Linked DNA regions of Mus musculus: region 1 is linked to region 2. A link is a contact called in ENCODE Hi-C or POLR2A ChIA-PET data. All regions are on one chromosome and are shown on one strand. Each heading gives the region's core, a stretch centred on a gene start or an enhancer-like site at or near the end of the contact. The rest is flanking DNA. Distances are from core to core; before and after follow the strand shown.

What was found. A loop is a pair of places that touch in the nucleus more often than their neighbours do. ChIA-PET counts read pairs that join two places held with the same protein, here RNA polymerase II (POLR2A).
Region 1: a map of left cerebral cortex shows a loop between it and region 2 (3-fold over the local background). The contact joins the enhancer-like site here to the promoter of Nudt4 in region 2. A Hi-C loop is called at or near these places in 11 of 37 maps with a recorded cell type or tissue (gastrocnemius, heart, left cerebral cortex and 1 more). POLR2A ChIA-PET finds 5 or more read pairs at or near these places in 5 of 5 experiments (Patski and embryonic stem cell).

Annotation. Positions count from the first base shown.
Region 1 is chr10:95,608,370-95,615,070 of GRCm38, forward strand. No RefSeq gene overlaps it. Among named protein-coding and RNA genes, the nearest start is that of Gm33336, 21 kb to the right of the region's middle. Within about 2 kb of position 2,987, at least 2 of the 3 ENCODE cell types and tissues checked have a DNase peak (open chromatin) inside an H3K27ac peak, as active enhancers do; they include heart and left cerebral cortex, where a contact is called at or near this core.
Region 2 is chr10:95,560,672-95,566,725 of GRCm38, forward strand. It overlaps Nudt4 (nudix (nucleoside diphosphate linked moiety X)-type motif 4), which reads right to left and starts at 3,475. Exons shown (of 5, transcript NM_027722.5): 1 at 2,991-3,475. The coding sequence starts at 3,086.

The sequences.
Region 1 (6,701 bases), core at 1,737-4,236, 47 kb after region 2:
TCTTCCCCTTCAGGCATCTCTCCAATGAGAAATGATTAAATACTGAAATCGATATGATGTTTCTTGGCGACAACAGTGATTTATGCCTTACTCCGGCCTGTAGTTAGAATGTCTGAGAGATTCGGTCAAGATGACACAGGAGAATTTCTGATAAAAGCTTGATGAATGTTTTCAAGTTTTAGATTAATTTTCTGATTCTCCCAGCGAGGCTTTGTTGGATCCTGACCGTGTGACAGTGATGGAGGATGCAGAAGGGTCAGTGAGGGACAGCATTAAACCGTCTCTGTGAAAACGGAGCCTTCTAGATAGCATGCCATGCAGTGCAATTCTGCTTAGCAGATGAAAACAGGTTAAAGCTTGACAAGAAGCTACACGGGTCTTCTGATGCTGCCCCGTCTCCCTTCCCCTGGTCCTGGGTTCCCTCTTCCTGGTCATCTGGACCAAGGTCAGAATAGTTGGGAACTTAGATCCTTGGGAACAATGGGACTCACTTCGCTATGGGAGGTGGGAGGCTGAAAGACTGTCCTTTTTCCTTAAGGGAACCAAAGCCTATGCAAAGTCGCTGAGCATTCAGGCAAGCCTGCAGGCTGTGAAGGCAAAGTAGCCCACAACGAAGAGGGGAGAGCTGATGAGGGGACCTGGAAAAAGGTGTGGCTGAATGGGTGGCTTCAGAGGGAATGTATCCTCTCTCACCTCTGGGAAGAAGTGGGAAGGAGGTGCCTTTAGAAATTTCTTTTAAGGACTGGGAGAGAGATTCTCTCTAGTCTCTGGAATCCTTGCCTTGTGCATGGCAATGTCTCTATGTCTTCCCACTGTGTTTGTCTCTGTATCCAGATTTTTCCTTGTTCCATTCCCTTAGATTAGGCCAACAATAATCACGTCATTTTAGCTTGATTATTTACAAGAGGCCCCTCTTTTTCCTCTTTTTTTTATGTATACATATGTATGTATATGTATGAGTGTATGTATGTATGTATGTATGTATGTATGTATGTATGTATGTATGTATGCATAGACAGGGTCTCCCTATATAGACCAATGCTGGCCTCCAACTTGTAGCAATCCTCCTGCCTCAGTCTTCTGAATGCTAGAATAACAGATGTATAAGACAATGGATACCACATCTAAATAAAGTCACACAGTCCTGGAATTTCAGAGAGTCATGTTTCAAATTCTAGGAGAGAGACAGGGAAGAAAACAGAAGAGAGAGAGAGAGAGAGAGAGAGAGAGAGAGAGAGAGAGAGAGAGAGAGAGAGTTGCAGAACTGGCGACTTTCTCAAACATCTGATCCACAGCATATGATAGCATATGGGTTTTTATAGGGTCTCTCCAACTTAGGGAGGCTCAGCTCTGCCAGATGCCTATAATAAAACACCCCCCCCCCCAAATCCTCTGGAAGTGGCTGAGACATTTGGGGAGCAGGTTTATTTCTGGCAGAGAAGAGCAGCAGTAGCAGCAGCAACAAAGATGTCAGAGCCGGGGCAAATCAACAGGGGTGACTTTGCGACTTGGGAAGAATGCTGGTTCCTACTGGGCCACATGTCCTGTCTCTAGCACCACATGTATACCCTTGCCTAGCCTCTTTGGGCTTCATTGTCCTCATCTGCAGAATGGGGTTGCTGAGGAGAAAGTCAAAGGGCATTTATGATAATTCTGTGAGAAGAGTAATGGAAAGCAGCTACCTCCTCTCAGAGAAGACTTCAACAAGTCAGTTCCCTCTGCCCCCTTCCTGAGGATGGGCCCTCCCGAGAGGTTTCTGCCCAATAGGACAGTTGTTTTCATTTCAATGTTAGACTGAAAATTCTGTTTATGAGGCAGTGCTAGCAGGCATCTAAATGCCATGTGGTTGGTGAGACTCTCTTCTTGGGCAAGAATGAAATGTGGCCAGAACATTGGCTCTAGCGTTAGGAGAAGAGACTTGGGAGTCAGTTGACTTGGGAGGGATGATACAGGGCCTTTCCTAGGTAATTATGGTTTGCAGATGGAGTTTTTGAATCACCCGATGCACAGTAGTCATGCCCTGTTTATACTTTCTGCTTTATTCTCTTTGAGACAGGGTCTCTCCCTGGACCTGAGATTAGGTAGGTATGCTGCCAGCAAGCTCCAGCAGTCCTCCTGTCTCCACTTCCCCTGCAGCAATAGAGTTAAAAGCACACACGACCACACTTGGCTTCTGACGTGGGCACTGGAGAGTCGCACTCAGGTCCTCATGGTTTTGAACTAGAGATGGTAGGGTGGGAGGATCAGGAGTTCGCAGACATCTCTGGCTACAGAGTAACTTCAAAGCCAGCCTGGGATGCTTGAGACCTTGTCGCAAAAAGGACAGTAGGGGATTGGGGAGATATCTCAACCAGTAAAATTCTTCCTGCACAAGCATGAGAGATAGAATCTAATTCTCAGAAGCTATGTTAAAGAAGAAAGCAGGCACATGCTTTCGATAGCAGCCCCGAGGAGGCTGAGAACAGATGGTTGCCAGGGACTCATCGGCCAGCCAGTCTAGTGTCACTGGCAAATCCCAGGACAGTGGGAAAGCCTGCCTTAAAAAAGCAAGCTGAGGAAGGACAGAGCGGGAAAGAGGAAGGTTGTACTCTGACCTTCTGACCTCTGACCGGGGACGGGGGACGGGGGGGGGGGGGGCGGCGGCGGTGGAACCCCTGCATCTGTGTAAATTTCACACGATACTAGAAAAAGACAAAATGGGATAGAGAAAAAAAATGTATATGATTCAGCAAGAGCTCAAACAGCAGAATGACTGGAGTTCTGGAGTCATTCGCAAGCCTGGTGTGGCTCTTTCCCAGGAAGAGAAGCCCAGTGCTCTTCTAACTGGATATCTTTACATCATTTTTCACTCCAGTCGCAAGAATTTTCCTCTCTGGAGAGCTGTGCCCTAAATAACCGCCACTGCCACGCTCCTCTGCCATACATGCTCCTGAGAACCCAAATGCCAGCCCCAAGTAGAAACGCAGCTTTCATACCCCATTCATGTCCCCTGCATGCCCTCAGCCTGCCTCCCCGGAGGGTCACGTTCCAGTTCATAAATAGCATCAAAGACAAGTCACTTGGGGCTAAAGCAGTCTTGGAAGTCGAAGGCGAGGACCTCAGAGCAATGACTAACGTGGCAGCCAGGGCTCTCTTTGTCTCTTGTTAACAGGGTCTGAATAGCCTTCCAGCCTCCCAGTTCTACCTCTGGACAGAAAAAGAGGGAGGGGCAGAGAAAGTTCTGGACTGCCGTATGCCTCCTGCACTTTCCCTTACAAGTCACCGAGTCCAATCAGAAATTGCTTGGCAAGTCGGAAGCTCTTGCCCATGTGAGGTGCTGGCTGTGGCGAGAGTTTGAAGAAATGTCTCAATAGCTCATGAGTTAGAGGGACCTCAGGTCAAGTTCTGTCTTAGATTCCAGAGAGCCATGCGCTGCTGGAATGTGCTGGCCTATGATCTGGGTTTTGGGCCCTTTGCTTGATAATTATATGTGTGTGTGTATGTGTGTGTTCAGCTCTGAGGAGGTCACAGAATGGAGGTCTCTAGGTCCTATGTTGCTTGAAAGCATCTATTTCTTCTGCTCAAAAGCATGTATTTTTTACAAAACTTTAGTTAGTGCTCATTATTTTATTTGTTCAGTTTGAGACAGGGTCTCTTGTAGCCCAGGCTAGCCTTAAATTCATTCTGTAGCTAAGGATGACTTTGAACTCCTCATTTTCCTGCCTTAAAGTGAACTGGGTAACCTAGGGATTTTGGTTCACGTTTGTAACCTCAGCACTCACGGCATAGACACAGGAGGATCTTGGATTGAGGTAAGCTTGGGCTGCCCCCAAACGAAACAAAGCAACACAAAACAATTCAATGAAAATCTATTGAAAATTTCAGCTGTCAACCATACACACACATTTTATGTGTTTGTTGGTTGGTTTGCTTACTTGGAGTCATGTTTTCACTATGTAGCCCTGGTTGACCTGTGTCTTCCTCTGGAATCTAATATTGCTCTAACATTTGTGAATCATTGTTTCTAGTGCTAGACTTTTAGGGCTGTCTTCAGGATTTCCCATGCACTGGGGGGAAAAGACAAAAGAATTTCATTTACTATTATGCTAGGGATGTAGGAATATAAAGAATTGCAAACCTCGAGGGTCATATAGTGCACTTTCCTGCCCTCTCTCTTTGAGGAGGATGAAGGAATGAAACATTATACAAAGTTATGTACAAAGCTGTGTTTCCCCAGCCTTTGCCTTTCCATGGAAGACTCCTTCCATATTTGTCCTCATGAAGGCTGTATTGGGCAAGGCTGACAGAGCCCATCAGGAGTTGTGGGAAACAGGTTTACAGAGTTTAACACTCCTGGCGAATATGGCATAGTTATAGGCCCCAAGTTACACCATGTCCAGATGTCGTTTTTTTAGACGGCACCTGCTTAAGCTGACCTTGGAGCTATATTAAGAGTCTTGTTTCTTTACATTCAAAAGCATCCCGGGTACCATCTGATAGCTGAACATTTGGGTTCAGAGCTGGAAATGAGAAGGCACGATGCTTCAGAAGGCTGTAGTACTTAGTCTCAGAGTCTCTTAAGACTCCTAGAGAGTTCCAGAATCCTCTTTAATATGTCAGGGAAGAAATTACCAAAAAGGCATCATTTAAAAAAGACATTTTAGAATTTTTTGGGGGTATTTTTTCTCAAAGTATCCTGTCTAGGAATGATGATAAGCAATACTGATTCAATTCATTCATTTTTAATTTTTTTCTTCTATTTAATACTTAACAATTGCTGGGCAGTGGTGGCACACACCTTTAATCCCAGCACTTGGGAGGCAGAGGCAGGTGAATTTCTGAGTTCAAGGCCACCCTGGTCTACAGAGTGAGTTCCAGGACAGTCAGGGCTACACAGAGACACCCTGTCTTGAAAAAAACAAAACAAAACAAACAATTAAACTACTTAACAATTATTGGTCATATGTCAGATTTTGTCCTAGGAAAGACAGTTGTGTTAGCACATAGATAGGAGACAAGGCACTCAGAAAGTGACTCTCTTGGGGTATAAATGGGCTTGAAGGCAAAGCTGAGATCTCTGACATATTAAAGAGGATTCTGAAATTCTCTAGTAGACATAAGATGAGCATGTCCTGGCTAGGTGGAGAAGGGGATGAGAATGGGGGCCTTGTGGACAGAAGGGATGAAGGCGGGGGATGCTGATGGCAGGGAAACGTTCTGTTTCATCAGAGCACTGAATACCGGTGGGCAGAGGGCGGGGTGAGGCCGGAGGAAGATACATATGGTGGATGCAGTGGATGATGTTCCCTCGAAGGACAGGATAAGTACTCACAAAAGCCTCAGTACAAATTTCACCTCTCCAGAGAGTGGTGTCCCTTTTGTCCTAGTGCGAAACGAACTTGTCTAGCTCGTTGACGTGTGTTACTCTTCGCACTTTTTTGCAACCTGGATCTTTGAAACGATGGTAAGAATATGTTCTTATGACTTCATGTCAGATGCGTGGTGTCACGGTCTCTTGTCTGTCCTTATGCCACAAGTGCTTTGAGCCAAGTGTCCGGGACACTCATGAACCGGTGAGTCATGGAGAGGTATACCTGACAGACTGGGGGAACTATGTCTCTCCAGCCCAGACCTTCTTGTCAGTCAAGTTAGATGAGGCTGCATAGGAAGATTATCTGTAAGGTCATCACTCACTGTCAAGAAAAGTTCAAGAAAGAGGCCATCAGCGTCCATATTAAGAATGGAGCAGAGCTGGTCTTTCCCCTTGAAGGCTCGCCTCTCAGGAGGGTGGGCCCTGTCCCTTGCCTGGGCAGCACAGTAGAGCTAGCTCTGATGGCACAGGTGCAGGGAGCCAGTTCTAAGGCTGTGAGAGCAGGAGAGCTGGTCTAGCCCCTCACCAACTGCAGCATTCTGGAACTTGCCTCCCTCCAACACACCTCCACTGCACAGAACAGTAGAGTTGGCCCTGCTGGCATGGGTGCCAGTGAACCACCCAAGGCCAAGAGAGTGGGAGAACTGCCCCTGACTCTTGCTGGCTGCAGCATTGAGTGGGCTACCTGGGGCAGTGCTGGAGAGCTCACCCTGGTTGTACGGGTGCGGGAGAGCCCTTGGGCTAACCAACTCACCTACCACCCAGGCCCAGGTCCAGGGCTTTGAGTTGACCCATCCCAAATTCTACCTTACCTGTGAACTGCTGGAGTGTGTAAAAGGGCCAGTCCTACAGATCCAATGTATCTACTGTTAATTACACCTAGATAGTAAAAGTAAAATAAAGTTTGTTTGAGAGGTCCTGGGATCTGTACAGGGAAAGAACATTGTATCTTATTCAGAGATCAGAGGGAATTTTACAGAAATTTAATCTTTTTCTTGTCCTTTTTGGGTGAGGAGAGGGAGAGATTAAGCCAGAACCTCCCTCTGTAGCCCATGCTGGCCTTGAACTTGCTCCCCAGCCTTTGGAGTCCTAGGATTACAGTAAACCATAGTGCCCAGTTGAACTCCCTGTGTTCTGCTGGAGCTGAGTCCCGGTGGGTGAGTTTCAGGAGTCCATCTGCCTCAGGCAGAGAGGAAGGCAGTGAGGGGCTGGACCAGCTCTCCCGCTCTCACAGCCTTAGAACTGGCTCCTGGCGCCTGTGCCATCAGAGCTAGCTCTACTGTGCTGCCCAGTACAGTACACCTCTGAGGCCAGCCTGGGCCACACAAGATTCCATTTAGATAACGAGGGA
Region 2 (6,054 bases), core at 2,225-4,724:
TGAACCCAGGCTCCTGTGTTCGAGGCAAGCTCTCGACCATGGTGCTATCTCCTTTAGCAACGCTTCCAGCAGAAACAATTTCCAAGCACACACACACACACACACACCAATCCACCTACCTGCTTAAAGTCATTTATGGACATATACCTGTGGGCTGGTCTGAAGGCTCAAAGCCACACTGAAGCTGACAGGCCTCCACAGGAAAAACTAGCCAGAGAGGCTGCTCAGATACACTGAAGACTTAAAAACACGGGGAGTCAAGTCCTGCTTGTTCTGTGACCTTGAGATATGTTACTTCTGTGCCCTAATTTATATGCCCTGTCACTCTGTAGACCAGGCTGGCCTTGAACTCAGAGATCAGACCCCCTTTGCCTCCCACATGCTGGTAGTTATGGCGTGCACCAGTATGAACCACTACTATAAGAAAAACCTGTTCGGGCTGGTGAGATGGCTCAGTGGGTAAGAGCACCCGACTGTTCTTCCGAAGGTCCAGAGTTCAAATCCCAGCAACCACATGGTGGCTCACAACCATCTGTAACAAGATCTGACTCCCTCTTCTGGAGTGTCTGAAGACAGCTACAGTGTACTTACATATAATAAATAAATAAATCTTAAAAAAAAAAAAAAAAAAAAAAAAAAAAAAGAAAAACCTGTTCTCAGTGGGCATCAAGGCTCTCGCCTATAATCCCGGCACTCAGGTGAGCCAGCCAATGGGGGCTCTCCGTAGCCTTTTAGGATCAGATGGTAATTAACTTTTTTTTTTTGAAGTTACCCTCATCTTTAAAAACATACATTTAAATGTTCTAACCAGGACCTACAACTCCTTAACCCAATAAATAAGCAGTTTTTACCCATTAGCTGGAAGGGTGGGACAAGCAGCTTTGGTCTATCCTTGGATGGCTCGTGGTATCATTTCAACAGGGAAAGCCCACCTGTAGCTTTCCCAGACATCTTACTGTGCTGCTAAGAGTCTATTCCGTAATTATCACATAATAGAAAGAGCCTCAACTGTACACAACCACAGAAGTAAAATTTCCAAAGAGCCAAACCAGATGCTGAAAGTTGGCTGTGTGCTCGGGAGAATTCCAGCGTCTTCCCTCAGAGCATATCCCCTAACAAGTTGATTCACCGGGGTCCCCCAGCCTACAGGCTCCAAGAGCCAGCGCTTTACATAATGGGTTTCTCTAATACTCCCCAAGCCTTGCTCATCTCACTGTATTTAAAAATACTGGTCTCATTTTGAAAACAGGCTGTAGCAATGATTTTACAGCAACTTCCTGGAGAGAGAGAGAGAGGAGCCCAGGATTGAACCCAGGCTCCTGTGTTCGAGGCAAGCTCTCGACCATGGTGCTATCTCCTTTAGCAACGCTTCCAGCAGAAACAATTTCCAAGCACACACACACACACACACACACCAATCCACCTACCTGCTTAAAGTCATTTATGGAGCTCTTGTCAAGACTGCCTTGCCAGACACACAATTTAGATAATTTTGATTTCTCCTATCCTCATAGCTTCCCCTAGGGACACACACAGATACATCCCACCCCCAAACAACCCCCCACACCCCCAGACACCCCCCCCCACATACACACAAAATGGGCCCTGAATTTCCAACTGTGTATTATGGCACAATCTCAAAGGTAACTTAAAAGGCTTTCAAGTTTAGCCTCACAAAACACGGAGCACCCGACTGCTGAGCAGAGGCCCTTTACCAAGAGGCCAGCTTTCTGGGGTAGGAACTACATCCCTAACTATGATTGCTACCTAATTCTGTCATCTGGACAAAGAATTTCTGCTCAAAGCCGTCTTCTCACCTATAAAACAGGGCGGACCAGTACTACCTCCAAGTGCTAAAAGGATTAAATGTAACACTCCCGGGTTGCACCTAACTCATTGTAAACGCTCAGCTAAAAATCCGATAGAGCAGTGAACAGGTCAGACTGGATCCTGGGTCACTATTCGCTATTACATGTTTTTATACTTAGTTTGCCTTGCCCTAGCACGGCACCTCCTTCAAAGACTCCCCCCACCCCATGATAGACTGCATTTAAGGCTTGTTGGCCTTTTTTGTCCTTTGTGCACTTTTAAAAGGTCCTATATTCCGTTCTCTTCTAAGTAGACTCAGCTCAAAGACCTTTCTCTAGAAGTTCCTTCGGGATTTGGGTTTAACACTTAGAAGCTTTCAAATCAACCTTTAAAATAAATAAATAAAAAGCAAAAGCGGTTTAAAGATCCTAACTTTCAAGCACGCGGCTATCTGTTAACCACCACTGAGTGTACGCTGTCATACTTATCATAACTTCAGGGGCTAGCAATAAGGAAGCCATTAGATCCCATCTCCAGTTTTATGCTTGGTGCTTCCCTGGACGCGGCTACAGAAGCAGAACTCAGAACGCTAACTTTTTTTCCTCTATCAGTTCATTTTAGGCGTGGCAGCGCTACAAGATTTCCCCCAGCTACCAAGTGACTGAACTATCCAGAGCAGGATGAAAACGGAATCATTTTAAAACCGAATAGAACTGAAGTGAAATAAAATAGGCTCTCCCAGAGATTACTCCAAAGGTCCCTATCCGTCCAAAGCAGGGCGAAGGGTCGGGTAAAATCACACGCCGCTCCTTCCCAGATGTCAAGTCACACCGCAGAACAGCCTTGAGAAACCAGAAGAGCGAGAGATGGCCGGGCTGAAAAGGGCAACTTCGCCCCGTTCCTGGCCTATCTTGTCCCTTCTGGCGTCATTCCACATCTCTCGCTGGCCATCTTTCGGTCGTCAGAAAAACTTTAAAAGCGGAGTCCGCTTTGCAAAAGGAGGTATCTACGTAATGAAGCCAACAGCTTGCGACCTAATGGGAGGTCTAAAAGGCAGGCTGGCGAACCCCGGAGGCCGATCTCCAGCTCCGGGCGTGGGGGTTGCCGGTGACCCGCAGGCCCGGGCGGTGCAGGGGGGTGCGGGATGAAGCCCGGTCGCCAGCCTTTGTCCCCGCGCTTACCTCGTCCTCCTGCTCGCTGCGGAAGCACAGGCAGGCCGCCCTCTTCTTGAAGCCCTCGCGGTCGTACGTCCGCGTCTGGTTGGGCTTGAACTTCATCCTAGAGCCGGGCTCCTGCAGCCGCTGCTCCGGCCGCCACCGTGGGGACCCGGCCGCCGCCACCCCGCCGGGGAGTCGGGCCGAAGGAAGTCGCGATGCTCGGGCGCCGGTGGGACGGGCGGCGGCGGCGGCACGGACACGGACGGCGAGGCCGGGCGGCCGCCGGGACGCGGGGCGGAACGCGGGTCACTGCAGTCCGGGCGCAGCGGTGGAAGCGCCGCCTCTGCTCCGGCGCCCGCCGCTCTCCATGGAGCCCGCCGCCGCTCGCAGCCACTCCTTGCTTGCACCCGCCGCCGCCGCCGCCGCCGGGGGAAGAGCGCGGCTCGTGGCTCGTGCCACGCGGAGACAGTTGGAAGCGACGGTGCAGACCGGGCAGAGACGCCGAGGATGCGCGCCGCCCCCTTCGCCCGCATTTAAGCGGGGCTCCCGCGCGCGCGCGCCGGCGCGCTCCCTCCTTTGGGCGCGCCAGTGCGCCTGCGCGCCAGGACCGTTGCCGGGCGGGGGTAGGGTGGGGAGCTGGGGGCGCGGCTTCGACCAGCCGGGGGGCGGGGCTCGAGGCCTAAGTCTAGGGCTCCGCCAGCTCTGCCCTGCCCGCGGGCGAGTGCTCCAGAGGCCTTTTTTTTTTGGGGGGGGGGGTGCGCTTTGTACAAGGCCAGGGAAGGGAAGCGAGCAGAGACCTCCTCGTTCTCCGTTTTAGAGGTCCGATAGAGTTCCCTTTAGGGACGGACCCCAGTACTGGGTCCTGGAGCCAAGGTCCCCGGAGCCATGGCAGGACTACTGAAGCATCGCGGTTAGCATTGCTTGTGAAGGCTAGGAAGGTTAAATTCATTGAGTTCTCTCTCTCCTCTCCCCTTCCTTCTCCCTCTCCCCACTTCCTCTGTTTCGATGAGAGTGCTTTTATGTGCTCTTGAAGAGTCAGCTGAGGCTTTGAAGTGGACTATAGCCAGTTGTCTGTGTTGTGGCATCCCCACCTCCGCTGACCCTCCAGAGTGCATTCATGAACACTGGTTATGGCTGTTATTCTGTGTGTATCTCATTCTAAGTAAGGCCATAGCAGTAAATCAGTGGGATGTTTGTTGTCTGGAAGCTTACAGTTTTAGGCACTTGGAACAACTCCCAATATTTCAGTGCTATTGAAGAGCCAAGATAGAAAGTAGGAGACCGGTGGGCAGTGGTGGTGCACGCCTTTAATCCCAGCACTTGGGAGCCAGAGGCAGGCAGATTTCTGAGTTCAAGGCCAACCTGGTCTACAGAGTGAGTTCCAGGACAGCCAGGGCTATACAGAGGAAACTCTGTCTCGAAAACCTAAAACCATAAACCAAAAAAAAAAAAAAAAAAAAGAAAGAAAGAAAGAAAGAAAGAAAGAAAGAAAGAAAAGAAAGAAAAAGAAAAAAAGTAGGAGACCTGACATCACTGGAATTCAAGAAAACCCCTAATCCAAATCAGGTGTGGAATCCCAGGTATGTGATCCCAGCACTTGAGAGCCCAAAACAGAAGGATTCGGAATTCAAGGCCATTCCCTGCCATTTAGAACTGGTGAGACTAGACTGGTCTACATGAGACCCTATTTCAAAACCCGAACTCCTAACCTACAGGAGCTTCACTTCCCACAGAACTGTTTAGACAGCCACATCCGTTTTGTTTTTCATTCCTGGAAGGCCTCCGGTGTGCCAGGCTCTGGCATCTTACAAAACCGGTCAGACCCTGCCCCTCCAGTCGAATAAGAACCTAAGAACAGAGAATTAGTGACCAATCACGGGGCGGAATATTAAATTGATTTGGGAGTAGTGGGTCTCGCAGATCTTTGACCAGAGGGGAAAGAAGCAAGCATCGAAGGCAGCTAAGGCAGCAAGGGGAGGAGGGGCTGAGAAGACAAAAGAGTCAAATTCTCAGGAGCCTAGAACTGGAGTTTATGCAAAGGTCAGGGAGGGGGCAGAGCTCTTAGAAATGAAAGAAGCCAATGTGGCTGTAGAAAGGACCGGAAGCTGATACCGCAAGCAGGGTTGTAAGGCTTCACTGAGACGCATGGTGAGCACTCTTTGGTGCCTGCCTTTCCCCGGAGCCTAGCAGATGCAAGTTTGGAGAGTGAGTTCATGTTGAATAGATGGTTTAAGGAATGAAGCTTCACCACAATTAGAAATCAAGTCTGTACAGAGACATTTTTCCAAGCTGTTCTTACTGAAGCCACTTGAAGTTCAGGATTTACAAACACATTTATTAATCTAGGGATTCCAGTAGGACTGATACCAGGTGCTACTTTTAGATGAGTGCTGTTGATAAAGTGGCCTTTTTATTGTGTTTTATTTGGAGCTAGGGTCTCATGTAGCCCAGGCTGGCCCAGAATTCCTGATCCTATCCTTCAAATGCTGGACTGCAGGAATGTTCCCACATGTCTGGCTTTACGGTAATCCTTTTGAATGGATGAAGAAGAGTCAAGTTCTGCCTGCACAAATTCTTCAATGATCTGGCTTCTAGACGTGGGTGCCCAATAAATTATCGGCTGAACCATATAGTGATTTACTTGTCTCATTTTTTTAATATTTATTTTATGTGTATAGATTTTTGCTTACATGTTTGCATACATACCTGCACCATACATGTGCCTAGTGTCCTTGGAGGACAGACAAGGACATCAGATACTCCTGAAACTGGAGTTAAGAATGGTTGTCAGCCACTGTGTGACTGCTAGGATCTGAAACTGGGGTCTCCTGAAAGAGTTGCAGGTGCTCCTAACCACTGAGCCATCTCTCCATCCCCTTTCTCGTTTATTGGTTCCAGAAGATGTAGCGTGGGCTAGAATTAAGGAAAGGGAAAAGGAAAGATGTTTGGAACCAAGTTGTTGAAGGGAAAAAGCCAGGCAGAGATTTGGTGAATGTAAGCAGGGGACACCGTTTTTTCAGCTTCCAGGCACTGAAAAGAAATATATATATTGGCTTCAGCTCCTACAAGTACCAACGAGTACATGTTT